Linked DNA regions of Homo sapiens: regions 2 and 3 are each linked to region 1. The links are chromatin loops, found by intact Hi-C in ENCODE. Cell type or tissue: IMR-90. All regions are shown on one strand. Each heading gives the region's core, and the rest is flanking DNA. Links, peaks and the distances in the headings are about the cores only. Region 1 holds the start of PLCB4 (phospholipase C beta 4). Region 2 overlaps PLCB4 (phospholipase C beta 4). Region 3 overlaps PLCB1 (phospholipase C beta 1).

Region 1 (10,017 bases), core at 2,742-7,741:
CATTCGTGGACCCACCAAACTGCATCCTTGGCCCTAAAATGAAGAACTCCTGTTCTAGAGAAGAAAGGGAGATGTCAAATGTAAAATCAGGGGTCTGTGGTCTGTGGTCTCTGATCTCTGGATGAGCTGCTTACAATTAATTACTTCAAGTTGCTTTTTTCTTCCTGTTTCTAAGGAAATGGCTACTTCAATTCACTCATGTCTGGGAGCCAAAGACATGCTTTAATTGTTCGGGAGGACAAGAAGGGCAATGTATCTTAAAGCCATGATTTGCCTGGCCCAAGGGTATTTCCGTAGCTAGAGGTGGAATTTCCCAGCCCTAGGCATACCAAAAGATCCTTTGAGCTTTGAAGGAGAATCCCAGGAAAGGGGAGAAGATAACACTATCTTATGGTCACATGGTGTGTGACATTCTCATTGAAGGTTTTATAAGTAGTGAGTAAGAGAGGTGTTCAGAGAAAAACCTTGGATTTATGTCCATTTCAACTATTTTTATTTGATAAAGGAAAGGAAAAGTAGACGAAGTGCATGCAGGGAAAATAAACACTCTGCTGGTCATTCATTCCCTGGAACATAAGGATCTCCTAGCTGAGATTTGAAAGGTACAGCATTATTACTTTCATCTCCTCTAGAAACTTGGGTTACGCCTTCAGCATAAAAAAGCATCCAAAGTCGTGAGCTTCCACCCAGACTCTTTCTACCCTTCCACCCAGAAAATGGGGTTTGGGAGTGGTTGCTGCAAAGGAGTGAAGTGGGCCTTGCAAATAAAAGTTATTCCAGGGTGATATTTTCAAAGCAAGCTTAATTCCAACCAAGACAATGTAAACATCACACTCATCCACTCAGTAATGCATAATCACCCAGGTCTGCCTCCACTGGCAAGGAAGTAAACTCATTTTTATACTTGGTTAGCTAAAGAATCACAGCCTAGGAACATGTAAAACCTTTATATCATTCTAAGGCATAACTAGATAAATAATATTACAATTTGAGAAAGTATTTCTACTTTAAAGGGTGAGGCTTTATCAAAAGCAAAACTATTAAACAAACAAATACTAAGGAATAGAAGAAAGAGCTACACAAGTTTATTCATTTTCCCAATATGAGAGGGAAATAGGAAAATGTGGAATGGACAGCACTGAGAATTAAGCAGTGTCCTTGCAAACACAGTTCACATCTGAAAACCAACAGCAAAACCACAGAAAGTCACTGCTGCCTCCCACCAGCGATGAAAAGCTGTATTTATTTCCCAACAGGCAGATAAGTCTCCTTGACAGACACTAATATGGCCTACACATTCATATATTATGAGGTGAAAAGCAACTATTTTAAAAACTTCAATCTGGACATAAAATACCAACTGTGATCATTAAAGCATCTCCATTAGTCCTTGACCTAATTTTGCATATCAAATACAGAAGTTCTTGGTTTTACAGGGACTCAACTGTGGTAGATAGACAGTTTATTAAAAGACCTGGGTCGGCGGTGCTAATCAACATGCTGTTTCACCCTTACTTTATAAGTGATCACAAACAAAAATTTAGTCACAGCCTGCTAAATAATTTTAAGTTTCAAAGAAAATTTATACTTCCTCAAAAATAGTTTACTATTAAGTGTGGAGAGCATGAGAAATCCAAAATCTTTCTTACATTACCTAAGTGCTCTAATCCGAAAAGATAAAATTTACTCTCAAGATTTCAAAATAAAAAATCAAACTCAGCTAATTACTAATTTTTTTTAATAATCTGCAAAATTTTTTCATTAATTCTGTTATTTGAGTTTTCCAGCTACATCTGAAAAACTGGGGATGAAAATTCAGACACTAAACTCAGAAGCTAATTTCACTTATATTGTTACATCCTTTCACAAATTAGCATGCTAATGTGATCACAAGGAAAACAGCACAGCAGCCCTGAAGCTCACTTTTACCTCAATTTTACTTAGAGGGTGAGGTAAAGATGAATACCAGGCAAACATTTCAATTCTTAATAAATCAAACCCCAAAATGAAGTTAGTGGTATCTTAGGAAAATACCATGTTTACTGAAATTGCCAAATATAACTGTCCCATGTTGCCAAAGTCAGCAGTATACATTAATCTAAAGACAGTTGTGTGTAATCTTGGGAAAGGCAAACTAGCTGTGCTACGGGCACTGAATGGACTCTGCTGTGGTTGAAATATTTCAGAGGTGATACAAATTTTTAAAATCTTTTCCTGCAAAAGGTTTTTGGTAACCTGTAACACTTTTTCAACTACCATATTTCTTTATCTCATAAGGCAAAAACACACCGCCTCACGATTCCAGGACATGTAAGCAGTTTAACATCACTCACATTTTCAGGCATATAAATATAAAACTTCCAATAGAGTATTTTAGAACAAAGCTTTCTGCGTGGGTATGCATTTGCAAAATAAAGGTAGAGTTATTCCGACAGATTTAAATGTGCACCCAGTGATCAAATGGAGTTAGAAATTCTGTTTTGACAGTTACTTGTAGAACAGCATTTTCAACAGCGATTAATTCAGAGCTGGGTAGTAATACCATCAAAACTAAGTTCCAACTGTTGAGTAATAATATAGTTGGAAGGAAGTGTAGTCCATAAGCTAATACATGGTACCTTTAGATATGTTATAATACGTCACATTCAAAAGGTTACTCGTCTGGCAGCAAGTCTTACGTTCATAAAAGTGCCAATAAAAATGTTTTGCCATTTCAAAAAGTGATTTTTTATGAAAACAGGTGCTCTCCAAAGATGGCAATCATTTATTAAACTACTACAGTTCAAAAGGAAGATGATATAATAGATCAATACACCAGCTAAGGATCATGCAAGACTGTCCTATGAAAAACAGCATTCTGGATTACATAACACAGATAGTGAGGGATTACACCACATGCCCCTGCTGAGCTAGACTTTTGATCTTCTGTATGATTCTATAACTGAGGCCACTCAAATTTGAAGAGTATAAAATATGAGGGTCTCAGTTCAACCACACATTTCTGAAAACAGCCGTCTTGAAAACAATAAAAGAATAAAGTTAAAATTTTACCTTCCCCCGCAACACACACACAATTTTTCTATTCTGAAAAACACAGTTGTTCAGATACTTTCTTAACCTCCTTGGAGCCTCCCCAGGTAAAGTCACCAGTTGCTTTTCCTGGTCATGTTTACATTATAAATCTGATTTCTCTTTAAGGGGAAATTCAATATCATTTTAAAATGATACATAGCTGCCTATGTTTGAATAACGTTATTTCCAGACAAAAAGAATTATTAAACAGCTATCTCCACATACCTATAACTTAAATATATAGACCACTAAGTATTACGTATATGGAAAAAAAAACACCTTTCCTGAATATTCTGGCCAAAATTAAATTTCAAATACATGTTTTAGAACAATAGCTAGAATCACTACAGAAGTTAAGAGGAAAAAAAGTTGGAAGAGTAGGGTCATCTTTCAGATATATCCATATTTATGGAAACTATAGTGGGCAGTTGTATTTCTCTCTAGGAAAATGCTAGTTTTATGATTCTAGATAAAGTTGCACTTAAACACACTTGGAAATTAGAGAATTCCATATTTCCATACTTCGATTCAGTACCATATACGAAGTCTACACTCAGAAGTATTGTACTATACAGAGTCTAATTGGTTAAAGCAAAAGCAACTTTAAAATTCTGAAAATAAGGATTTCCTTCACTAACAGGCTTTTAGGAGGCCCGAACCCTGCCCCCAATGAGTGCTAAGCCTGTCAGTGTTGTTTTAAGTGGAAACGGTCAATCATTTCTATGATTTCCCCAGAAGAGGCAAGAAGATCCACACGCATACACATTTACATGCGTTGCACGGTGCCAACTATTTCCAACCAAAATAATCATATACACGTCGAGCCGAGCTATTTCTAGCCCAGAAGAGGGTGAACGTCTGGAGAGAGTCTGAGGAAACCCAGCAGGCGATGACTGCAGGGGAAGGGGGATGGCGTCTGGGTCCCCTGCCTCCCGCGCGCACAGGGCGCCTGGCACCCGGCACCTGCACGGGGTCCCCGCTGGGCATCCGGGTGCGCGCGCGCGCGCGTCCGGGACGCACCCGCGGAAAGCAAACAAGCCCTGAGGGCCAAGGCGGGCGGGAGCATCCTCGGGCGGGACCCGAAATGCCTTTTCCTACCTGTCACTTTGCCTGGAGCTGCTGCCGGGGATGCGGCGACGGCCGCTGCCTGGAGACCCAGTGTGTACGCGCGTGTGTGTGCGCGCCCGTGTGTGCGTGTGCGTGTGTGTGTCTGTGTGTGAGAGATCTTGTTGGCGGTGCAGCTCACTTACTGCTCCCGGCGCGGCGCCACCACCCCCTCCTCGCCATAAAGAGCCGCCGCCAAGCCCCCTCCCGGCGCACCCCAGTCCCGCCCTCCCGCCTGCCTCCGCACCCCCTCCCTGGCCTCCCCGCCTCCCCGTCTCCGCGCCGCGCGGTCCTTACCTCAGTTGAGGGCGGGGGTCTCCGCCGTGGCTCCCCAGCGAGCCCACGGGGCAGCGCCGACCCGCCCGCCCACCGCCGGGCCCTGCGCGTCCCCCGCTCCGGGCCCCGCCGCCCCTCAGCGGCCAGCCGCTTCCTCCTCCCCTGCCCCCGAGCCTCCCTCCTCGTTCTCGCCTCCCGGCTCCAGAGCCCGAGCTGTCGCCTCGCAGCCCCAACCTGCCCAGGCTACGGAGCATGCCCAGTGCGGCGCGCCGGGCTGGGCTGGGGGTGGGCAGGGGCCGGGCCGGCCGCCCAGTTGCCGCGAGCCCGCAGGGCGAGGAGTGGGCGCCGACTGGGTCGGGGGCGCAGCCTCGCGAGCCGGGGGCCGAGCAGCCGAGGCAGGTGGTGGGCAGCGCCAAGAGGAGGTGGGTGGGGCATCCGGGGAAGCCGGCCCGCGGCGCGCTCCTCTGGGGTCTCCCTGGCGGCTCCCCGCGGCATGTGCCCCATGCCCAAGGGTCGGGGGCGCACGGGATGGCGCTGGGCGCAGAACCCAGGGAGCGGGGGCAGAAAAGCGGCACCCTCCTCGGATGGGAGACCCGCAGCCCGCCGTGGGCCGTGTGGAGGGGCTCAGGACTGGCCAGAACGGGGCCCCCAAAGCCGTTGGCTGGGTGGGGGACGTGCTTATTTGTTTATATTCGGTTTCATAAACCCATACAGCGCCTACAATGCGTCCTGCAGTGTTCTAAACGCTTTTTATTCATTTAATCCCTAAAACAATCTTCCAAAGAGTACTACTGCCTCTTTTTATTTCGCGGGTCTTACACAGAGCCACAGAGATTAAGTGGTTCCAAAAAGTCTTCCCACAAGTGCAACCTCAGACATGCAAATCCCCCAGACTTTGGTCCCTGGGATGCTGGGGTGCTGCTCCAGCCAGTTCCTGGCTTTTCCCGGCCCTACAACGGCCCCCAGGTGCCTCCGAGTCACACTCACACCCAGGCCCTAATGGTGTTCGGTCTGGCATCACCCTTGTGTGGACCCTCACAACGTGCTGCTCCCGAACTCCGGAGGGCTCCCTCCTCCCCACTCCGCCTCCTCCTTCTCCCGGCCGGCGGCCACCAAAACCCGGAGACGTGGCACCTGCGCATTGGGGACTGGGGCCATGCTCGCAGCTGCACTAGGCATGCTCAGCCGCCTGAGCCGGTCCGGCTGGCCAGGAGGAAAGAAAGGGCCAGACGGGGCGTGAAGTGTAAGAAATGGAGGGGGAATGTGTGTGCAAACAATAGTCCAGGCTCTGATGGGCAGGGGCAGTTGTAGATGCAAAAGACTCATTCCCCTGGCACATCCTGGCCATTTCCAGGCAGGGCTAAGAGATGGGGGTAATAATCATCAAAAGTTTAACCAACTGGGCATCCTTAAGCAAGAGGGGGCTGAGGCCCCACTGACCACTCCCCAGCTCAACTACTAAGCTGTAATTTTAGCTGAGCCTGGAAAAAAAGCTCCTCAGCAGCTGAAGCTGTCTGCCTGTGAAGAAGCCAAGAAAAATATCCCAGACCAAGTTTCCCCACAAGATTGGAAAGGAAAGATAGATCCCAGGGAAAGGCTGGTGGCTCTTCACTGTTAGGGATATTAAAGATGTGGTGATTTTGGCTGGGCGCGGTGGCTCACGCCTGTAATCCCAGCACTTTGGGAGGCCAAGGCGGGTGGATCATCTGAGGTCAGGCGTTCGAGACCAGCTTGGCCAACATGGTGAAACCTCATCTCTACTAAAAATACAAAAAAAAAAAAAAATTAGCCGGTCGTGGTGGTGGGCACTTGTAATCCCAGCTATTCAGGAGGCTGAGGCAGGAGAATCTCTCGAACACGGGAGGCGGAGGTTGCAGTGAGCTGAGATAGCCCCACTGCACTCCGCCCTGGGCGACAAAAGCAAAACTCCATCTCAAAGAAAAAAAAAGGGATCTGGTGATTTTGAGTGATTCCAGCATGATAAGGCAGTGTGTAATGGGCATACAAGTTGCCTGAGGATCTTGTTAAACTCCAGATTTTGATTCAGCAGATCTGGGGTGGGATCAGAGATTCTGCATTTCTAACAAGTTCCCACACCATGCTGATGTTGCTGTCTTTAGATAGATTTTTAGTTGCAAGAGGTTAGGGCAGTATTTTAGGCCTGTTCTTTATTTTATATGTATAAGAAAACCAAGGTTCAAAAAGGTTAAGCAATTTGCCCCCAGGTCACACGGCCAAGAAGTAGCATCACTAGGCTCAAACCCAGTTCTCCAGGGCTTCCTGTGTATGTTCCTCTATTCCCCAGGTATCACTCACAGACAGATGAGCTGAAGCTGTGTGTCTTGACAGTTTTTAACAATAGAACATAGTATTAGTAGATAATGCACCCAAACACACTATATCAGTTAGCCTTTAGTGTGTAACAAACCACACCAACACATAGTAGCCTAAAGCAACAATTATTCATTAGCTCACAATTCTGTGAATCAGTAACTGGAGCTAAAATCAGCTGAGCAGTGTTGTTCTCCTGGGCCTACTCATGCAGCTGCAGACATGCGGAGCTTGGAGCCTCATCCGGATGGCAAGGATGACAGGGTATTCCCATATGGCTTCTTCGTATGGTGAGTTCCTAGTTCCCAGCAGCAAAAGAAGGAAAGCCCCAATTCAAAATAGCATTTTATACCTCTGCTTGCTAATGTTCTACTGGCCAAAGCAAGCCACATGGCCATGCCCAGATTCAAAACATGGAGAAATCAACTTCAATTTTAATAAAAGGAGACACAAAATAGAGTAGTATTTTGTTTTTAAAATCTACCACACACATCAGAGTCCATAAAACTAGCCCTCCTGCCTTAGAGTTCAAAGTTGTATAGATTAAGCCTATCTTTCATTTTATATATTGGTAAACCAAGTCACAGTAATCTTTGTTGTTACTGTTAAGTCTTCAATCTAATAATATGTTTATTAAGGAATCTCAACTCAGGTATAAACATTAAATAATTTTTTTCTCTAAATCCTAAATTCAATCCAAATTCTCAATTCCCTTACCCTGCCTTTGATGACATGTTAGATGGTCATTCATTCCACATTTTTTTTTTTTGAGACAGGGTCTCGCTTTGTTGCCCAGGATGGAGTGCAGTGGCATCATCACGGCAACCTCAAACCCAGGGGCTCAAGTGATCCTCCCACCTCAGCACTCCCAGTAGCTTGGACTACAAGTGTGCGCTACCACACTTTGCTAAATTTTTTTATTTTATTTTTTTGTAGAGACAGAGTCTCACTATGTTGCCCAGGCTGGTTGTGAACTCCTGGGTTCACATGATCCTCTTGCCTCAGCCTCCCAAAGTACTCAGATTACAGGTTTGAGCCAAAGGATTGAGCTTGGATTACAGGTTTGTGCCTGGCCCATTGAACAAATTTTTTGAAACCTTCTATGTGCCAGGCACTACTCTTTGGCCAGGATACTAAAATAAGCAAGAGACAAAAATAATTGCCCCTAAGAAACTTAGATACTATCACAGGAGATAGACAATAGCATATTAAAAATATAGAACATTGGGCCAAGTGTGGTGGTTCTAGCCTATGATCCCAGCACTTTGGGAGGCCAAGGTGGGCAAATCACTTGAGGTCAGGAGTTCGAGACCAGCCTGGCCAACATGGCAAAACCCCAACTCTACCAAAAAAATACAAATATTAGCTGGGTATGGTGGCATGTGCCCATAGTCCAGCTACTCAGGAGGCTCAGGTGGGAGAATCACTTGAATCTGGGAGGTGGAGGCTGCAGTGAGCCAAGGTCATGGCCACTGCACTCCAGCTTGGGCAACAGAGTGAGACCCTGTCTCAAAAAAAAAAAAAAAATATATATATATATATATATATATATATATAAACATTGAGTAGTGCTAAGTAGTGTTTTATAACCTATATAAGTAAATATATATATAATCTCTCTGTCTCTCTCTTTCTCTCTCTCTCTCTCTATATATATATATGTAAAACATTGAGTAGTGCTAAGAACCATGGTGAAAAGAAGGCTTCCTGAGATGAGGTAGAGAGGCAGCTATTTTAGATAGGGATCAGAGATGGCCACTCTAAGGCCATTTGAGTGGAAGCTGAATGAGAGATGTTAATATCTAGAGAACAGTGTTTCCAGCAGCGAGACCAGCCAAGGCTCTCGGATGAGAATATGCTTGGCATGTCCAAGGGATGAAAGGAGGCCAGAGTGGCAGAGCAAGACATGGAGTGAGCAGAAGTGGGGTCACAGAGGCAGCAGGGGGCCAGACCATGTAAGGTCACAGAAACAACCTTGGACTTTAGTCTGGGTGTGTCATGAACCCATTGGAAGATGTTAAACAGGGTCATGACATGATCTGATTGATGGTTTAGGAAGATGTGCATTAAGAATGCCTATAGGAGGGAGGGTAGAAAAAGGAGCCTATTCTAAGGATACAGCAGTGGGTCCACTAGGGCAGAGTTTATCACTTTTCAGTATTAAAACTCAGACCAAGTGTATTAGTCTGTTTCATGCTGCTGATAAAGACATACCCAAGACTGGGTAATTTATAAAGGAAAGAGGTTTAATTGAGTCACAGTTCCACATGGCTGCAGAGGCTTCACAATCATGGTAGAAGGCAAGGAAGAGCAAAGTCACATCTTGCATGGATGGTGGCAGTCAAGAGCTTGTGCAGGGGAACTCCCCTTTATAAAACCATCAGATTTCGTGAGACTTATTCACTGTCAGGCGAACAGTACAGGAAAGACCCATCCCCGTGATTCAATTACCTCCCACCGGGTCCCTATCACAACATGTGGGAATTGTGGGAACTATAATTCAAGATGAGATTTGGGTGGGGACACAGCCAAACCATATCATCAGGTTAAACCTTCACCTTCAAACTCAACTTAAATTCAGTCTTCTGTCTTCTCCCTGTCCCACTGCAAGCCCTATTAGATGCCTTAATTCTTGAAGTGGAAGGTTACTGGCACAGGATCTGGCATTTAAACATTTTCCTACCCACTGCCCTTCCCCAGCCACCCTCCCCAACCCTGCCATTTGCCCTTCAAGGCCTAGTTCCGCCAGAATGTTGGGCAGCAAGAAGAAAAGGCCAGTGTCTCTACCTTTGACCTATAGCCATTATGGCCTTCTCTTGGTTCACTGTGGCTGCTTCTCTGGCTAGGAAATCAGGGACACAATCTGTCAGGAGTGCAATGCAAGCTCTCTGCCATGGAGATAATAAGGGAGGCCCTTGGAAGGTCCTTCTGGAATTCCAACCCCAGGTTCTCCTTTTTTCCCAGGCTCCACAGTTCTCTTCATGGTGGTCCAGCCTAGAGCATCTCAATGCTGGGTCTCACATGCTAGGTAGGCCACCCTGTTGGGTGAGGCATCTGCAAGAAAGTTAAGCTGAAGAGCCTTCTAGAGTATCTACTGGAAGCCCAGAGAAAATAGAGAAAATTGCCCATCCCAGCCAGGCTAATGGGTTGGCCAACAGGAAGGCAGGTAAGATGGAGCTGTTTCTGCAGCAAGGAGGATGCCTAGACCAATTTTGAAGACTTTCTCTAGAATGT
Region 2 (10,017 bases), core at 3,157-8,156, 150 kb before region 1:
AACCACCGAAGCTGCTTCACATGCAGATGAAGACAGCAGAGGTGCTTGGAAGTTTATAGCCCTCTCTTACCTGCCCACAGTCAGTGACTGATGCAGGAGTGGAAAAGCCCAGCTCCATTGCCTTGATGTGGAACAGACTCTAGGGAGCAATTATGTTCCAGAGCGGCCCACTGCACCCCCCAACTCTGCCCCCAGGATCAGGCTGGGGCAGGCACATTGCTTGAATCATCTCCCTGCTTGGCTTCTTCCCTTTCCCTTCCCTTCCCCCACTCACTAGTTTCTCCTGGGAGCCCTGCCTTGATAAACCACTTGTGCAGAAATCCTCTTCTCAGTCTGCTTCTGGAGAGCTCATCTCACGACTCTTGGCATGCATGAATGTGCTCTAAGAAAATGTGAAAGAAACCACAGGTTTTTGTGCTTGCTATTGTTGTACCATGGATAAGAGCTTCTGTAACACTCAAGAGTTTGAAATAACTAAAGTATTTACAGGGTAATAAGAAGGATCCTCATTCCTATAGAGCACTGCAGCAACCCTAGGCCACAGATCTTAGATCAAGAAAAAAATATGCTAATAGCTGGTACAACATATCTATGTCTCCAAGGTGTAAGAGAAGACAGGACAATGAGTAAGGCTCTAAAGTAGAGGCAAAATGAAAGAAAAGTCAACATTAAGTTTGGTGAGCTGCATGCCTAACACTAATGTTATAAATTCTGTATATAATTAATACAAACATTTTTTGAGATGGAGTCTCGTCTGTCACCCAGGCTGGGGTACAGTGGCTCAGTCTCGGCTCACTGCAAACCTCCGCCTCCTGGGTTGAAGCAATTCTCCTGTCTCAGCCTCTCGAATCGCTGGGATTACAGGCATGTGCCACCATGCCCAGCTAACTTTTTTTTGTATTTTTAGTAGAGACAGGGTTTGACCATGTTGGCCAGGCTGGTCTTGAACTCCTGACTTCAGGTGATCCGCATGCCTCGGCCTCCCAAAATGCTGGGTGGCATGAGCCACCGTGCCCGGTCTATAATGAATATTTAATTAAAACAATTTAAAAGGAAGAAAGCACCCCCAACATTAGATAGGTTTTTCAGAAGAACAGTGTATCTTCCAAACTAAAATGCCACAGGAGAGAAGTTATCAAGGGTTGTTTACTTTCTTTTCCTGAAACTTGAAAGCAGTTTTTGATTGGACTAAACTAAGGCATTCCTCTTCAGCAAGAGCCAATCTAAAGCTCCCAATGCAAAGGTCACTTAATGCAAGGGTGAGGATAATTCATCCAAAAACAGTCATTTTGTTCTCTAAATAAATATTTTCTATTTTAGGAGTTTATTGACCAACACTGTTTTGTTTTGTTTAAAAAAAAAAGCTAAATTGAACGTGACATATAAGCAAGATTCAAAATATACCTTTTGCCTTTATAGAAATAAGAACATATTCTGAATGCCTACTCTGCATATAAATAGGCCTTAAAAAATACATTTAGAACTAACATAGAGTCAGAGCTGCTCACCGTTGGAAGTGTGGGGAAGTAAAGCAGGCATTTCAAGACAAAACCAGAAATGCTCAGGTTCCAGAGTTTAGATGTTTCCAATTTTGAGTATGGGAAGATATTATAGAAGAATCAGATTTTAGTTCAGTGTTTTAAAAACAACTCACAATTCAAGATATGTAGCAAGTGAATGATGCTAGAGTAGAGGCCAAATGGTTTTATTTTTAGGAGAGGATGGAGGGACATATGGAAGGATTCTCTGGAAGAAAGGCAAGCGTAACATAAGCAACCAACCACCAGGTGACATCTGGGGCTCCAAGTCTAATCAGGTCCTATTGGGTGAGAACGAGAGTACACTGCCCATGTACTGTTTCAGCCCCAGGATCTGGAGCCATCCAAAGCCTCTGTAAAAGTTTTTTTTTTCGGAGTCTCCCTCTGTTGCCCAGGCTGGAGTGCAGTGGCGCCATCTCGGCTCACTGCAAGCTCCGCCTCCTGGGTTCATGCCATTCTCCTGCCTCAGCTTCCTGAGTAGCTGGGACTACAGGCGCCCACCACCATGCCTGGCTAATTTTTCGTATTTTTAGTAGAGACGGGGTTTCACTGTGTTAGCCAGGATGGTGTCAATCTCCTGACCTTGTGATCCACCCGCCTCGGCCTCCCAAAGTGCTGGGATTGCAGGCGTGAGCCACCGCGCCCAGCCAAGGCTTTGTAAAATTAAATGCATGGCATTTACACTCCTTAATGTAGAGGAATTTCTTCTTTGAACTTAAAATATTTAACAAAACTTCTGAGCTCTGCTGGGGTTCTTTTTTTGGACTCTTGAATCAAGTGTTTATATTCAATAAGCACATAACTCGTCATAGGAACCATTTATAAATACAGCTGATGAAAAATGACCTATTTAAGGATAATACAACTCTTAAACAGAGAAAGTGGATAGTCCAGATTAATGTGATGAAGGAGTGAAAAGCAGATGATGTGTCCACACTGATTTAAAGTCCCGAGAGAATTATTCAGTCCCTCCTACTCCCCAACTCCTCTTTGCCTACTAAGACATGGTTTATGAGTCATCCTTGGGGAGTAGTAAAAGATAGCGCACTTGACTAAAAATAGATAGGAACATTCAATAATAAATCTACTTTCTGGATATCTCTTGTCATCATTAAACACTGATCACTTAGAGAAGTGTCAGGTTGTGCGATTCTTCCTTCCCCTCATGGAAAGGCCGGAAGAAAATCAGCCACGGGCACTGCCAGAAGATAATGAAGTATCTCACATGATATGCAAAACGCTGGAGGAAAACACTCAGCCATTAAATGCCAACAGCCCAGAGGAACAGATCCTCCAGGAGGACCTATTAGGAGAAACAATAAAGTTGCTGGTTCACGCCATTACTATAAAATGACCTCTTGTTCCTGAAGGTAAGAAATGATACATAGTCCAAATGCTTTACTTGTAACAGCAATTTAAAAATAGCAATTTGAGCCAGGTTCGGTGGTTCATACCTGTAATTCCAGCACTTTGGGAGGCCGAGGTGGGCAGATCACGAAGTCAGGAGTTTGAGACCAGCCTGACTAACATGGTGAAACTCCGTCTCTGCTAAAAATGCAAAAATTAGCCAGGCGTGGTGGCATGCACCTGTAATGCTACTCAGGAAGTGGAGGCAGGAGAATCGCTTGAACCCAGGAGGCAGAGGTTGCAGTGAGCCGAGATTGCGCCACTGCACTCCAGCCTGGGTGACAGAGCGAGAATTCCGTCTCAAAAATAAATAAATAAACAAACAGCAATTTGATCAAGGGATTATAAAAGAACATGTCTCATATTCACTAGGATTCTGGCTCTGGAATACAAGTATTGGCAAGTTACAGTTTATAAATAAAACAAATCAGCCATATAAAGATATTTCCAGTTCCCCTTTTTGCGTTTCTTTAAAAGTTTGTAAAATGAACCATTAGGGGAGCACTGGAAGAATTTATTTACATCATCCCCTGGTAGTTCCCCCAAAATGGAGGATTTTTGCTGATAATGTACACAGTTGTGATTTTTCACATCAGTGGGAATCTTCTTAAGCAAAATCTGCACAGGACTGAAAACAAGTCACAGAAACATTTCTCCCCAGAAAGAATTGTAGACAATGATCACTTCAAAAACATGTGATGCTTACTAAATGCGGGCAACACTATTGCAGAGAGCAAGTAGAAAATCTAGCAAAGGGTAAAGTGCCCAAGGTTAGTAGTGAAATTAATAAAATTGAACCTAGAAAGTGCTGGGAGATCCTGCTTAATGCTCTGCCGCATCAAGGAAGATGTCTGTGAATCAGTTTTGAGAGGCATTTCAGAAGCAGCATCAGCCAGAATGAAGGGATTCATCTTACAGACTGAAAGTTCTAGAAACCTACAACCAAAGACTCTCCACACAGGCGGTAAAGTACTCACTGGGCAGCTCTGGACTGACTGCAGGTGATGTCCACTTCGTCAAACTCACAGCAGCACTGTCCTCTGAAACAGACACAGACAAGACAAATCGATGTAAAGGACTTTTAGAGTTTTCATGGAGAAAAACAGTCCTTTGCACTTCAAAATCAGAATCTAATGTAAATTTAAAAACGTCAGAAAAACAAAAAAAAATTAGTGGCATAAGTTGCAAACAAATGACACAGACACACAGTCATCATATCAGAATTATTACTGCTATACTCAGCCAACAGAGTTTATACACTCTCTCTACAATGCTGCTAATATCCTACTCACCCTCTTAATCTATTAAAATAATTAAGCAGCAATAGAACAACAAGGCTATCTAAAACCTTCTCAAAGTAAATATAATTATCTTTTCCTGATTAGCAGTATAATGTCCTTAGATGAACTGTAATTGGAAAAAACTCTTTTTATAACAGAATTACATCTATTTGCAAAGAGAGTCTTTTTTTATGGCTGTTTCCGTATTGTCTTTGTTATTAAGTTGTTTATGTTGATTCTGGATTTGACATTGGATTTCTGATTTGGCTGAAATCTAGATTTCAGGATCTTTTCAAGGTGGAGTGGGAGGAAAAGTTCCAGGTGGTGTCAGAAGTACACAAAAGTGGCCGGGTGCAGTGGCTCACACCTATAATCCCAACACTTTGGGAGGCCAAGGCAAGCAGATCACTTGCCTCAGGAGTGGAGTTCAAGGCCAGCCTGGCCAACATGGTGAAGCCCCATATCTACAAAAAAATACAAAAATTAGCCAAGTGTGGTGGTGCGTGCCTGTAATCCTAGCTACTCAGGAGGCTGAGGCAAGAGAATCACTTGAATCCAGGAGGCAGAGGTTGCAGTGAGCAAAGATCATGCCACTGCACTCCAGCCTGGGCAACGGAGTAAAACTCCATCTCAGGCCGGGCGCAGTGGCTCACGCCTGTAATCCCAGCACTTTGGGAGGCCGAGGCGGGCGGATCACGAGGTCAGGAGATCAAGACCATCCTGGCTAACATGGTGAAACCCCGTCTCTACTAAAAATACAAAAAATTAGCCGGGCATGGTGGCAGGCGCCTGTAGTCCCAGCTACTCGGGAGGCTGAGGCAGGAAAATGGCGTGAACCTGGGAGGCGAAGCTTGCAGCAAGCCGAGATGGCACCACTGCACTCCAGCCTGGGTGACAGAGAGAGACTCCATCTCACAAAAACAAACAAACAAACAAACAAAAACTCCATCTCAAAAAAAAAAAGAAGTACACAAAAGTAAGGGGAAGCCCATTTCCATATGGTAAGAAGGCAGAGGCAACTGATGACACCTGGGAAAACTGTGTCTATAAAGTTTGAATTGAAATTTGTGAAGGTCACGATCTATGTATAGAGATGACTACAGCACAGTCCTTTAATAAGGTCTCAGGTAGGTTGGTACATTCATATAATACAAGACTACACCATGAAAAACAAGAGAGGAAATCTGTACCTATATGAAAAGACATAGAAACAAATTCTCAGGTCATTTTATTAATTTAAAAAGTCTGAAGTAGTGTAGTAATATGGATACTATGGCTCCATTGTGTTAAGACAAACCTCACTAATCTATATGTAAATACACAGACATATATATCGTTATACACAAATAACGCATCTGGAGGGAAAACAAGAAACACTGAGTGTGGCTACCTCTAGCTCCCTCTAGGGGACCAGTACTAAAAGGAGATTTTTAAAGGGTAAGGTCTTTGATTTTAACCTAACATTTAACCATTATGTAATATTTTACCATGAAGCAAATAATTTTTATAATTAAAATGGAAAAAAAGCCAATTCACTCCAAAGTCTCTACAGAAAGCAACATCCCACTTCAAATATACAGAATTAGGGAATACACAGCATCATGTACCCTGACTTTACTAATTTAGTGACTATTTACTATGATGCAGGCTGGCTCTAAGCATGGATTGAATCATCATTTATAATCCACATAAAAACTCAAAAATGTATGTACTCTCATTTTATAGAAAAGGGAATGAAGAAGTTGAATATTCAAGAATCCCACAAAACTGGCATTCAAACCCAGGCACCCTCGCCCATGTTTAACCCCTACAGTGCCACTTCTTCCATGACATTTACCAGATTTTCAATCTTACATTTATATTTGTAATTATGTATTAATAATGAAGATACGACTCCCATGAAGACAGGGATTATGTGTTATTGAAAACCACTAGGTATTTCCCCAATACCTACCATAACGCCTGGCACAGAGTAGATGCTCAATAAATCTTTGTTGAATGCTGAATAATTAGGTGGCCTACCTACAGCTGGAATGTTAAACTATATGACTCTTTTATGTCTCCTGAGGCTATGAAACAGGCCGAGTTCCCAAAAAGCTCATTGATTAATGATCCTGCCATACCATGCTCCTCGTTTTGAGAAACCACTTGCTGCCCAAGTCATTTCGTAATCAAAGACTTAGAGACTGGACACATGTTTTCCCTTCTCTTCTTTAATTCCCTAGCAACTATCTAACATAAACTGCCTCATTGTTCCATAAACCTTTCTAATTCTGGGCATATATAAGATATTGCAACATGTGGGGAAGGCAATGTTGAAATACTTAACTACAAAGAAGTTAAGCAGTATAAGCAATTTGTCATGAACTATTTAGCTACTGGCATATCATAGCCAAACTATTGCAACTGACTTGGAGTTGTAGTAATATGTGAATGAAGACTCCAGCATACCAACTTTTCCTTTCAAATACTATTATTCTGGGTCATGAAGGGATTACATGGGGCTTTGGTAAAGAAGGGACTGTGTGCATGAGTGTGTGTGTGAGAGACAGAGGCTGTGTGTGTGTGTGTGTGTGTGTGTGTGTGTGTCTGGGGTGTTTATGTATGTCTTCCCACGTGTTTTGATCTTTCAAAGAAGAAAGATATTTTCCCATAATAGGTAAACAAAATTGCAAATCCCAGAGTTGTATCAGTGTTAATGCAAACAAAAGCTGTTTCATTCAACAAAGGTATCAAGACCATTCAATGGGGAGAGACAGTCTATTCAACACACGGTGCCAGGACAACTGGCACAAAGACCACATATGGTATCTCACACGCAAACGAATGAAGATAGGCTCCTACCTCACAACATGGACAAAAATTAGCTCCAAGTGAATCACAGAAGTAAAACTATAAAATTCTTAAAAGTAAATATAACATAGGAGTAAATCTTTGTGATCTTGGGTGGCACCATCCTTGTGACCAGAACAATGGTTTCTTAGGTGTGACACCAAAAGCATGAAGAACAAAAGAAAAAAGAAGATAAGTCGAACCTCTTTAAAAACTTTTGTCCTTCAAAGTACACCGTCAAAAAAGTGAAAAGAGAACCCACAGAACAGGAAATCTGATAAAGAACTTTTATCCAGGATGTAAGAACTCTTAGAACTGGACAGGAAAAAGACAAATAACCCAATTTAAAAATGGGCAAATGACCTGAATAGACATTTCCCAAAAAAGATATACAACCATGAAAAGATACTTAACCATTAGGGAAATATAAATCAAAGCCACAATGAGATACTGCTTCATAGCCACTAGAAAAGCTATAATCAAAAGACATAACAAGTGTTGACAAGAATTTAGAGAAATTGGAAACTTCATACACTGCTGGTGGAAATGTAAAATGATGCTGCTGCTTTGGAAAACAGTCTAGCAGTTGCTCAAATGGTTAAAAATGAAGTAACTGTATTACCCAGTAATTCCACTCCTAGATATGAACCCAAGAAAAAATGAAAACATATATCCATATAAAAATTACATGTAAAATTTCATAGCAGCATTATTCATAATAGCCCAATTGTAAACAATCCCAATGTCCATCAACTGATAAACATATTAACAAAACGTGTAGTACGTTCACATAATAGAATATTATCCAGCAATTCAAAAATGCAACACAGATACACATGACTACGTGAATTAACTTCAAAGAAACATTACGCTGGCTGGGCATGTTGGCTCACGCCTGTAATCCCAACAGTTTGGGAGGCCAGGGTGGGTGGATCACCTAAGGTCAGGAGTTCAAGACCAGCCTAGCCAACATAGTGAAATCCTGTCTCTACTAAAAGTACAAAAATTAGCTGGGTGTGGTGGCACACACCTGTGATCCCACCTACTTGGGAGGCTGAGGCAAGAGAACTGCTTGAACCTGGGAGATAGAGTTTGTAGTGAGCCGAGATTGCACTGCACCACTGCCCTCCAGCCTGGGTGATAGAGTGAGACTTTGTCTAAAAAAAAAAAAAAAAAAAAAAAAAAAAAAGTATGCTAACGGAGAGAAGCCAAGCACAAAGACCACATATGGTATGTTCCCATGTATATGAAATGTCCACTACAGGCAAATCCACAGAAACAGAAAGCTGACTAGTGGCTCTCTATGACTAGAGGAGCAGCATGGGATTTCTTTTTGGGGTAATGAAGATTCAAAGGTTAGATTGTGTTGATAGTTGCACAATGCCACGAATATATTAATACTAAAAACCACTGAATTGTACATTTTAAGTGAGTGCATTTTATGATATGTAAATTATACTTCATGAAAGCAGTCTTTTAAAAAAAGGCTATAATACACATAGTGAGTTTGCCAGTCAGCTTTTTCCAAAAATGAGAAAACACTCACATTCTTCAAGAAAACACAGTAAGTGATAAAATTTATATATATTAAAAAGTCTTATTGTGATTCTTCAGGGGATTCCTTGTGATGGAAAACATCCAATTTTATTTTACCCTGACAAAAGAAAAGCATACATATGGAACTGCCTTCAAGCCATAAGAAAACACCAATATTTTACTGTAAACCACCACTAATCATGCCACAGTGTTTTACATAGTCTTATTTCAAAGCAATGGGGAACTTTAGCCAAGGGTGAAGCTTTTATTTCTCAGAGGAGGAAGAAACCTACAAATATTTAAAGGTGACATTGCCATGCCTGTTTTAGTGAATCTATATATGTACTGAACACAAAAAGACTAGCATGTGATGTCCTCCCCCAAGATATTCAATATTCAGATTTTGTTTTAAAGTGAAGAGTAACTGGGCAAGGTTGAACAAAAACAGATCATTTTACTCTGACTTAATACTGAACATGGAAATGATTGTTTTGCAAGCAAACAGAATGTTGGAAAGCAGTTGTGTCAGTGAGATTGTGCAGTACAACAAAGACTTCAAACTTTTGTAGCTTAAATCAATAACCACTTATTTTGGTGTTCTCTAGTTTGCAAGAGAAGCAAGAAGGCAGGCCCCAAAGCACAAGCACTTTCCAAGCCTCTGTTGTATCGCATTGGCTAATATATCATTTGGCAAAACTAGTTACATGGTCAAGCCCACATTCAAAAGATAGAGAAATGGTCCCACCTCTTGATGGGGCACTGCACACTGCAAAGCCATGAATGTACAGTGGGGAAGACCTTGTGGACGTTTTTACAATCGACCATAGCATTATTTCCCAAAGCGGAACACTCTCCCACTAATGGTCCATGAAGAGATATTTTATGGTTTATTACACTTTATTATTAATGGTACAGTTTCCATGTACCATCTTAAAATACAGATATTTTACAATGGTACATGGAGAGGTAATGTAGAATGCATGGGCATTAGCACTTACCTTCTATTTATAGAAAATGGAATCATTCTTCTATTGAATGGGTACATAACTTCTATTGGGTACATAACTATAATTATTTACAGCTACTTATAATAGTAATGTTACCACATTACCATCATTATCATGGTTGTATTTTCTTTTTAAGCAAATACATTTAAGTGGAAAAGATGAGTCATAAGTTCAGGTAAAACTCAGATTTGGCCAAATCCATAAAAGTGATTCAGGAATAACCCAAGTTTAGAACCTAGTGGGGTAGGACAATGCTTCTCAAACTTTAACATACAAATCACCAGCATATCTGGTTAAAATGCACATTCTGTTTGACTGTAGGTCTGAGGCAGGGCCTGAGATTCAGCATGTGTGAAGCTCAAGCTCTCAGGTGATGCTGACATGACTGGTTCCAATGCATGCTGAGTATCAAGCACA
Region 3 (10,017 bases), core at 3,080-8,079, 310 kb after region 1:
ATAAAACATTAAAAATCCATGTTAACAACTCTTCATGCTATGAAACCAACTAAAAATATTCATTGAACTTACTTTTTCTTACTGTCCTTTTTGGCGGACTTTTCCAAAGCGGCTCTCCTTCTCAAGTAGTCATTCTGAATTTCATTATACTTGGTAGTGTGTTCTTTGATAAGGTCAGTGGTTTTCTTGTGGTGTCTCTTAACCAGGTCTTTCATTTCTTTGTAGTGTTTCTTTTGAAGTTTCACAAACGATTTCTGTTGCTTTAGTTCTTCGATGGTCTGTGCTTCCACTTCTGCAACAAATGAATATGAAAGCTAAGGGAATGGGAGGGCTGAACATCCAGATGGAAAGAAGAGCGGCTACCTTCTTAGGAAGAAATGGTTGATCTTGCCCAGCTAGAGTTTAAGAGCAAAGCTTGATGTCAGCTCTACCTGGGTTCCAGTCTGGCTCTATCACTTGCTAACTTTGAGACTATGTTACTAAACTTCTCAGAGACCCAATTGCTTCATTCGAATACATATATTTTTAGTTTGGGTTCCCTAGAAGCAGAATGCAAGATGGGGATTCAGGTGCACGTGATTTACTGAGGGACTCTCAGAGTAGGGGAGCCAGGAAAGCAGACGGGGCTGGGGAAGGAGCTGAGCAAGGGTGTGGTCTCAGAAGGATGGAGTCTGGTCTCTGCCTGATCCCATGGGGAAGTGCTGGAGTGTGAGTTGTACCACTGAGCTGGTCTCATCTTGAGGCAAGAAGGCAAGCTTCTTGCATATTTGGAACATTCAGTGCAGGGAGGCATAACCATCTGGAGAGGGGGCTTCCTTTTGGTTGAGGGCAATTTTGCAGAGAAGGAGAAGTTATGAGCTGTTAACAGCCAACCCTCACCACCAGCCAGGAGACGGGTGCACCAGCTGTACAAGGAATCTGGGCAGGGCACCAACAGCATTGCTATAAGGATTATAATACTTCTATAACTTTATAGGGTTGTTAAGATGATGAAATAAAAGAACTCATGGAAAGTATTTAACTCAGTTTCTGGCACTGTGCCTGTGGAGGCTTAGAAAATAACTGTGCAGGTTCTACAACATCATTTCTAAAAGGTATCATTTACAGTATAAACATCATAAGCTGGTACATTTATCATAAAAGCATATAGCAGTAAAGTGTCTTGAGGGAAGATACCTTAATATAATTTGCACAAAGTCACCAGAGGCTTACTAGCAGCCCACTTTACTATATTATTATGATTATGATTACTATTTTCTTTTTTGAGACAGAGTCTTGCTCTGTTGCGCAGGCTGGAGTGCAGTGGCGTGATCTCAGCTCACTGCAACCTCCACCTCGCGGGTTCAGGTGATTCTCATGTCTCAGCCTCCCAAGTAGCTGGGATTACAAGCATGCACCAACATGCCCGGATAATTATTTTCTATTTTTTATGGAGACGGGGTTTCGCCATGTTGGCCAGCCTGGTCTCAAACTCCCAGCCTCAAGTGATCTGCCCTCCTCGGCTTCCCAAAGTGCTGGGATTTCCAGGCATGAGTCACCATGCCTGGCTGATTTTTTTATCCCATGCTGAGAAAACTTTGAATGTGATAGAGTCTGACCTTAAAACATTCTGGGCCAAGTGCATTGGCTCATGCCTGTAATCCCAGCACTTTGGGAGGCCGAGGCAGGATCACCTGAGGTCAGGAATTCGAGACTAGCCTGGCCAACATGGTGAAACCCCATCTCTACTAAAAATACAAAAATTAGGCCAGGTGTGGTGGCGCATGCCTGTAAGTCCAGCACTTTGGGAGGCCAAGGTGGGTGGATATCTGAGGTCAGGAGTTCGAGACCAGCCTGGCCAACATGGCAAAACTCCTGTCTCTACTAAAAACACAAAAATTAGCTGGGCATGGTGGCACATGCCTATAATCCCAGCTGCTCGAGAGGCTGAGGCAGGAGAATTGCTTGAACCTGGGAAGCAGAGGTTGCAGTGAGCCAAGATTGTGCCACTGCACTCCAGCCTGGGTGGCAGAGTTAGACTCTTGTCTCTAAATAAATAAATAAATAAATAAAAATGCAAAAATTAGCCAGGTGTGGTGGCAGGCACCTGTAATCCCAGCCACTCGGGAGGCTGAGGCAGGAGAATCACTTGAACCCGGGAGACGGAGGTTTCAATGAGCCGCGATCACATCATTGCTCTGCAGCCTGGGCGACAGGGTGAGACTCCGTCTCAAAACAAAACAAAACTAATCTGTATTTTACTGATATATTCAATCAATTCTAGAATGTGCATTTAAAAAATATGTTAACATTTCCGAAATCAAGATGCATCTTATGGTTGGTGGGGTATGATGGTTGGTCAGTGCTTTTCTTTTTTAGCAATACATGAACGTAGGATGCTTTACAACTGATGGTATCTTAACTCCAGTGAATTATCATTTATATGGACCTAGATCAAGTCATAGTTCACATGTTTCCATGGTTTGAATTGAATGTCCTGCTTCTGGGAACAAAAAATGTTACCATAAATATTTGAAACTATCAAGAGATTCAGAAATAATATATGCTGTGAATAACAAGAGACCTGAATAGAAAATAAGATGTCTAGTGAATAAACATTGAGACTAGAATAATAAGTTATGTTATTAAATGTTAAGGTCTTTAAGCAATAGAAATATGTTTCCTTTTCTTATACTGTGTCTATTCTCCTGACATTCGATCTCTTTTGAGAATGAGGCCATGGAGAAAACCAGGTACATTTATTTAATGGTTTCCTTCAGGCCCAAATTGACTCATTATGGTTGCATAATAAATTATTACATTAAGAATTTATAATCCCAAGGAATTGCTGCATTCTTGGAGGCAGATGCAATTCTATTTCTTTAAAAGTGGTTTACAGCATATCAGCTATAGGCAGTTTGGAAATAAGGCTCTAGATGTTCTAACCTACGATTAGAAATAAATCCACATAAACTATTATTTTTAAAAAGTCTGTAGATGAGAGAGGCTGTTCCTTAGACTATGCTCTTAAGTATAAAGGTAATGCTCACTTATATAAAGACACAAATATCATTTATAAATAAGCCACCAAGATATAATCACAGCTAATGTATTGGTACAGACCATTGCCTTTTGTCCATTCATTTACGTTATTTTAAACAACATTCTAGGAACACTGCTGTCTCTTGTTGTATGCATTAATATGGTGTTGTTTCCCATGAAACTAAATCTTTCTTTTTTTGAGACAGAGTTTCGCGCTTGTTGCCCAGGCTGGAGTGCAATGGCGCAACCTTGGCTCACGGCAACCTCCGCCTCCTGGGTTCAAGCGAATTTCCTGCCTCAGCTTCCTGAGTAGCTGGGATTATAGGTGCGCGCCACCACAGCGGTTAATTTTGTAATATTTAGTAGAGATGGGGTTTCTCCATGTTGGTCAGGCTGGTCTCGAACTCCCGACCTCAGGTGATCCGCCCCCCCCTTGGCCTCCCCAGGTACTGGGATTACAGGCGTGAGCCACCACACCCAGCCTAGAACTAAATCTTTTAAAAACATGTTTTGTTGGGAGGGGCACAGTGGCTCACGCCTGTAATCCCAAAACTTTGGGAGGCCGAGGCGGGTGGATCACCTGAGGTCAGGAGTTCGAGACCAGCCTGGCCAACGTGGCGAATCACCGTCTCTACTAAAAATAGCGGGTGGATCACCTGAGGTCAGGAGTTCGAGACCAGCCTGGCCAACGTGGAGAATCACCGTCTCTACTAAAAATACAAAATTAGCCGGGTGTGGTGGCACGTGCTTGTAATCCTAGCTATTTGGGAGGCTGAGGCAGGAGAATTGCTTGAACCCGGGAGGTGGAGGTTGCGGTCAGCCGAGATTGTACCACTGTGTTCCAGCCTGGGTGGCAGAGTGAGACTTTGTCTCAAAAACAAAACAAAACCAAACCATGTTTTGTTTTCTTTTAATACTTTCCTCAAGTAATTTTTCTACGCATATTTTATGCATTTCTTGATGAAATGCAAATATACGCATCAAAGTGCATAAATCATAAAAGTATAGCCTTGTAAATTTTCCCAAAGTCAATGTGCTTCAATATCCATCACTTAGGTCAAAGTTAGAATTTGGCCAGCATCCCAGAAGCCTTCCTTTTTGGTTCCTGTCTCCCACCAAGTATAATCCAAATCCAGGTTTCTACAGCACAGATTAGTTTTGTCTTTGAAGTTGGTGTATATGGAATCCTACAGAATATGTTCTTTTGTGTCTGACTTTTTTCCTCAACATTATGCTTGAGTTTTATCCATGTTGTGTGTGACTTGAGTTTATTTATTCCTGCAGTTGCCTCCTGTTCCATGCTAGGAATTTATCACAATTTATTTACCTACCTTACAGCTGATGGACATTGGGTTGTTTCTAGATTTGGCCCTTACCAGTGGTGCTGCTTTTGGTGAACGTGTGTGTACATTTCTGTTGTATATTGAACCAAGTATTATAAACATTTTTAAGATTCCACTACATACTGCTAATTGTACTGCACAAAGCTTGTACCAATTTTAGTTCCACTAGTTTATGTGACTAACCAAATATAAAATAACTCCAAACTGTATCACAGTTCTTAAACACTGTGCATTTTATGCTCACAAATGGATCATATTCTGCATATCTAAAATATAGTTTATTATTGGCAATTTGGGAAGACAGGCATTCTTGTTCACTGGGTTACATTTCCAGCATGAAACTATTCTTTGATGCTGAAATAGCTATCTTGTGAAACTACATTATTTTTATGCCAGTAGGGTTCTAGCTACAAAGTATGGTTACTTCTCTGTGATTATATCATATCATGTAGACTAAACTAAAAGTGTATGTCTCTAGATTTTTTAGAAGAAGAAATATTAATGATGTTGTTTTTCAGATATGAATGGAAATTTCCTCTCCTCTAAATACTTCCACTGTGTAACACTGAGCTGCTTAATTCCATGGGGGGAAAGGGTGGCATTTACCTGTTAAGACACTCTGAATAAGATCTTCTGTTTTGGCAGGTGCCTTTACAGAACCTGTAATATAAAAGATAAAATAAATAGCCTCTTCAACTTTTTAAATTTTATTCTTCCTGTAAACAAACAAACATATTTGGGCCTTGAATCTAAATCTCTTTTCAGAGAAATGACAAATTGTGTGAGAAAATTCTTTATAAAAATTATTCTTAAAAAGTCTTCATTTGCAGCTTTGAGACAAACCTAATTAAATGTAACATTAGGCCAGGTGCAGTGGCTCATTCCTGTAATCCCGGCACTTTGGGAGGCCGAGGCAGGCGGATCACTTGAGGTCAGGAGTTCAAGACCAGCCTGGCAATATGGTGAAACCCTGTCTCTACTAAAAATACAAAAATTAGCGGAGCATGGTGGCGGGTACTTGTAATCCCAGCTACCTGGTTGGCTGAAGCAGAAGAATCACTTGAAGCCAGGAGGTGGAGTTTGCAGTGGACTGAGATCATGCCACTGCACTCCACCCTATGTGACAGATTGAGTGAAAGTCTGTCTCCAAAAAAAAAAAAAAAAAAAAAATGTGATATTATATGCCCCATTTATAACGAGAGAAAAGAGAAAAGACATCCACTTGGAACAAATTCAGTTTAGGCAATGCTATCGCCATCTTCTGGCTAAATCAGGAATGACAAGTGACCTTTTAAAAGTCAAACGCTGGGAGGCCAAGGTAGATGGATCAGCTGAGGTCAGGAGCTCGACACCAGCCTGACCAACATGGCGAAACCCCGTCTCTACTAAAAATATAAAATTAGCCGGGTGTGATGGTGCACGCCTGTAATCCCAGCTACTTGGGAGGCTGAGGCAGGAGAATCGCTTGAACCCAGGAGGCAGAGGTTGCAGTGAGCTGAGATCACACCATTGCACTCCAGCCTGGGCAACAAGAGCCAAACTCTGTCTCAAAATAAAATAAAGTAAAATAAAAATAAAAGTCAAATGTTGACCACTAGGCAGTAATAACTGTTACAGGAAAGATCCATTGGTGAATGTTAAAAATCAGTAAGCAAAAGTTTAAGGAAGAACAGGATATTTGCATAGTCTCAAAGTAGCTCTCCCAATATATCTAAGAGGGGAAAATAATAACTTTCAGTGGAGAAACCACCTTAACCAAGTGATCCCATATCATCAGTGATGAGACCCAGCAACATCATATATCCGTGATGTGATGCACTGAGAAAGGCGAGTATCACTTGCATGGTGCTCTTGTCAAAATGCATGCCCTCAACCTAATCATGGGGAAACATCGGACCAACCCAGACTGAGGGATGTTCAACAAAATAACTGACCAGAGTTCTTCCAAAGTACCAAGGTTATGAAAGACAGGAAAGACTGTGGGACTGCCATAGATTAAAGGAGACTAAAGAATCATGACAATAAAATACAATTTGGGATCCTGCGTTGGAATCTTGAACAGTAAAAGGACATTACTGTAGAAAGCAGGTTAGTCCAAATAAATTGTGCAGTTTAGGTCAGAGTATCATGCCAATGTTACTTTCCTGGTTTTGATGATTGCCCCATGATCCCGTGAGATGTTAACTTTAGGGGAAGAAGAGGTTATTTTTGCAATGTATTCTGTGCCATTTAAAAAATATTTTCTGTAAGTTCAATTATTCCAAAATATCAAGTTAAAAAAATTAAATGTGAAAATGCTAAATTCTCTTTTACTTTCAGGAACACATGACTATTTACTCACACATTTAAATGATGGATTTATATTTCAGAAGCATTCAAGATGTTTGTATTTGGTATATAAAACTCTTTATTTGAAAATTTACTTCTTGTTTATAACGTCATCTTCTTACTATTATTGACTTTGGCAACTTTTTTTTTTTCTTTTTGAGATGGAGCCTCGCTCTGTCACTCAGGCTGGAGTGCAGTGGTGCGATCTCAGCTTACTGCACCTCCGCCTCCTGGGTTCAAGCAATTCTCCTGCCTCAGCCTCCTGAGTTGCTGGAACTACAGGCATGCACTACCATGCCAGGCTAACTTATGTATTTTTAGTAGCGATGGGGGTTTCACCATGTTGGCCAGGTTGGTCCTGAACTGCTGACCTCAAGTGATCCACCTGCCTCAACCTTCCAAAGTACTGGGATTACGGGCATGAGCCACCATGCCTGGCCAGCAACCTTTTAAAAAGCAGTTCAAGCGTGTCTGATACAAATTAAATATAATTGGTTTTTTTTTTTTTAATTCTCTTTCTCTCCCATGAGAAATACCCTTAAAAGATCTGGATCTACTGGCACCCTGATCTAGTATGACAAAGAAAGGAGCTCCTTTCCACACCTTCATGGAAGGAAATTCTGCTCCCTTTTGTTTACTTTATTAACCAATTCAACAAGAAATTATCAGGTACATGCTATTCCCCAGCACTGTGTGATGTACAGAGGAGGCATCAAATTGAAGTCTACCTAGGAAGCCTCCCATCTACTGGGGTAAACAGGACATACACACAAGGAATAGTTACACAAAGCTGCATAAGATTAAATGTCAAAGTTAGCTGCGTAGAAATCAAAGGATTTTTATTTTATTTATTTATTTATTTATTTATTTATTCATTTATTCATTTTGAGAAATGAGACAAGAGTGTGGCTTTGGCTGTAATATAGGAGCTAAAAGCAAGAATGTTAGTATCATTGGGAACTGCATCAGGCCTAAGGTCACTCTTCCCTGGCACTGTGGCCTTCAATAAGTACTTTATCACCTGAAAATGGCAGCTTATTCATCTGCACAATGGGGACAATAATAGAATCTACTCTTGGGCCTGGTATGGGGGGAATTGAAATGATCCATATGAAAAGCTTAGCAATGTGTCCAGCACAGGGCAGACACTCAAAGATGTTGAAAAGAAAGTTGGAGAAAGAGGGAAAGGAGCCCTTGGCACAGAATTAATGAAGCAAGACTAAGAATGCACTTCTAAGGCATGGTTGTTTATAAGCTGCTTGGAGAATTCTTCTCAAACTGTGCCAGCAGATGGGTCATAACTCATCACTGAAAAAGGACACCGGAAATCTGGGTGATTTTTTTTGTTGTGGTTTCATAAGTTATCTGTAGAGCCAGATGAGCACATATGACTCTCTTCTGGCTTTCATTCATTAATTGCACATTGACGGAGCTCCTCCTAAGTCCACACATCTTTCCCCACTTGATGCTTTAGCTACCCACATCACAGCGCCTCCGTCAGTGGCACTAATGAACTGGAGGATCTTGCTCATGTTGTCCAGCTCTTTCCAGATGGCTTACCTGGAGCTGGCTGGCTGTGGAGAGCCTGGGAGGGTGGCTTGGGTGTCAGGGTTGTAGTGTGATTCACCCCATTTTCTGCTGGAGTCGTTCTCGCTTCACTTGGAGCCTCTGATGGTGTTTCTCCAGGATCAGCCTAAAATTATAAATATCCTTTCATTTTCCACATTTCTTTTTATTCTTTTCTTGCCTTCCTAAACCAACAAGGCTACATTTTATAGCATCTTCACAATTCTTTTGGAGTTGGAAATATCAAATTTGATACTCCCTGGAAAGCAGGGTTAAAACAGCATAGTGTTGAGCCATGACTATGGGAGGTTAATTGTATTAAAGTCTCCAATTTTTACACCAACCTATGTCTATGCCCGTTGGTGGTGCCCTTCCACACTGACTCTGGACCAGACCATGTGATTTGCTTTGGTTAATCAGAGAATAGCAAACTTGATACAAAAGACCCTTGCAAATTTTTCCACTGTTTCTCAGGGTCCTATTATAGCAATGGAGGATGAGAGGTCTGAGTCATCCTGGTCTGTCATCCAGCTCTTCTGGAAGAGAGCTGAGTCATCCTGGTCAAGGATGTCCTGGACCAGCCAGTCCCCAGCTGAGCACATACACTTGAGTGAACCCGGCTGAGATGAGCTGAGTCTATGAGTCTGGTCTGGATCTGCAGACCTGCCCAGCTGACCAGATAATGCATGAAAAATAATAACTAGTTGATGTTATAAGCTGCCAAGTTTGGGGTTGTTTTACAGAATGAGCTAATCGATGTGATGGATAAGAACACACATTTTGGAGCACAGCTTGCCTGGGTTCAGATTCTGGCCCTGCAATTTACCAGCAGTGTGATTTTGGGCAGTTCACTTAACTCTCTGTGCTTCAATTTCTTTATCCTTATAGATGAAGACAGGTGTTTACTGGGGATCATAATATTATCTTGTTAGATTGTTTAGATGATTAAATAAGTTAATACTTATAAAGTACTTAGAATTGTTTCTGGCACAGAGTAAATATGTGGATGTTAAATAATGTGAAAGTTGTCAGAATCTAAATGGAGTCCCTTATATTAAAACAACAACAACACCCACAAAAACCCAAAAAACCCTGACAAAAAGAGCCAGGGAATGTCATAAAGAGAAGGTTCTCACTCATAAATGCCTGATAAGAAAAACTCTCACAAAAGACTCTGCAAAAGCCATCACCTTGTACAAAGGCCATAGCAACTTTACACAAAAAATACTTCTGTGAGGACACCTGCCTAGCAACTCCCTGTCCAACGTCAGACTGAGGTCACTCTTGTTATTGATCCTTGTAGCCAAGGCTAATCATCTGAAAACAATTATGTAACCCTCCTCATTTATCCTTTACAAACCTTTGTCTTCCTTCCCTCCCTGACTAAGCACATAATTTAGTATGCCCTATTCTTAAATAATACCATTTTCTTTTAGAGAGCATCTGTTTGTTATTTATGTTGACATAAAACAAATAAAACCTTTAAGCTTGTGGAATACTACCAATGAATAATAATAATAAATGCATTGAAACGTAAAATCTTCATTCGACACCCTCCAGCAGCTAATTCCACATACCTTATACACAGTAAACAGTTTAAAAATGTTTGTTGAATAAATGCTGATCCTTATAAAATAATTGCCTACATACTCTTTTAATGTTGCTTTTCAATATGCTAAATTCTCTGTAACTCTTTATCAGAATTGCCTTCCAAGTCCCTGGCAGGTTTTACTGACAATGAGGCTATCCCAATGTTCTA

What was found. A loop is a pair of places that touch in the nucleus more often than their neighbours do. Peaks named below come from ENCODE experiments on the same cell type or tissue, not always from the same donor. Only the 100,000 strongest peaks of a DNase experiment are listed, where the experiment ranks them.
Region 2: it touches region 1 in a loop (2.8-fold over the local background); 5 of 110 quality-filtered maps call a loop at or near these places.
Region 3: a loop joins it to region 1, with 4 times the contacts of the local background. A loop is called at or near these places in 3 of 110 quality-filtered maps.

The regions. Positions count from the first base shown.
Region 1 is chr20:9,063,360-9,073,376 of GRCh38, reverse strand. PLCB4 (phospholipase C beta 4) reads right to left here and starts at 4,290. Exons shown (of 40, transcript NM_001377142.1): 1 at 4,171-4,290. In IMR-90, for the core only: no CTCF peak of the experiment used is centred there; DNase peaks (open chromatin) are centred at 3,876, 5,316 and 5,596; H3K4me3 peaks cover 3,146 bases; H3K27ac peaks cover 2,345 bases.
Region 2 is chr20:9,211,358-9,221,374 of GRCh38, reverse strand. It overlaps PLCB4 (phospholipase C beta 4), which reads right to left. Exons shown (of 40, transcript NM_001377142.1): 3 at 3,923-3,985. Among named protein-coding and RNA genes, the nearest start is that of PLCB4, 150 kb to the right of the region's middle. RefSeq lists a silencer at 2,446-2,646. In IMR-90, for the core only: a CTCF peak has its summit at 5,624 (motif pointing left); a DNase peak (open chromatin) is centred at 6,504; H3K27ac peaks cover 173 bases.
Region 3 is chr20:8,755,414-8,765,430 of GRCh38, reverse strand. It overlaps PLCB1 (phospholipase C beta 1), which reads right to left. Exons shown (of 32, transcript NM_015192.4): 24 at 8,253-8,385; 25 at 4,971-5,024; 26 at 73-292. Among named protein-coding and RNA genes, the nearest start is that of RNU105B, 71 kb to the left of the region's middle. In IMR-90, for the core only: a CTCF peak has its summit at 5,629 (motif pointing left); a DNase peak (open chromatin) is centred at 8,020.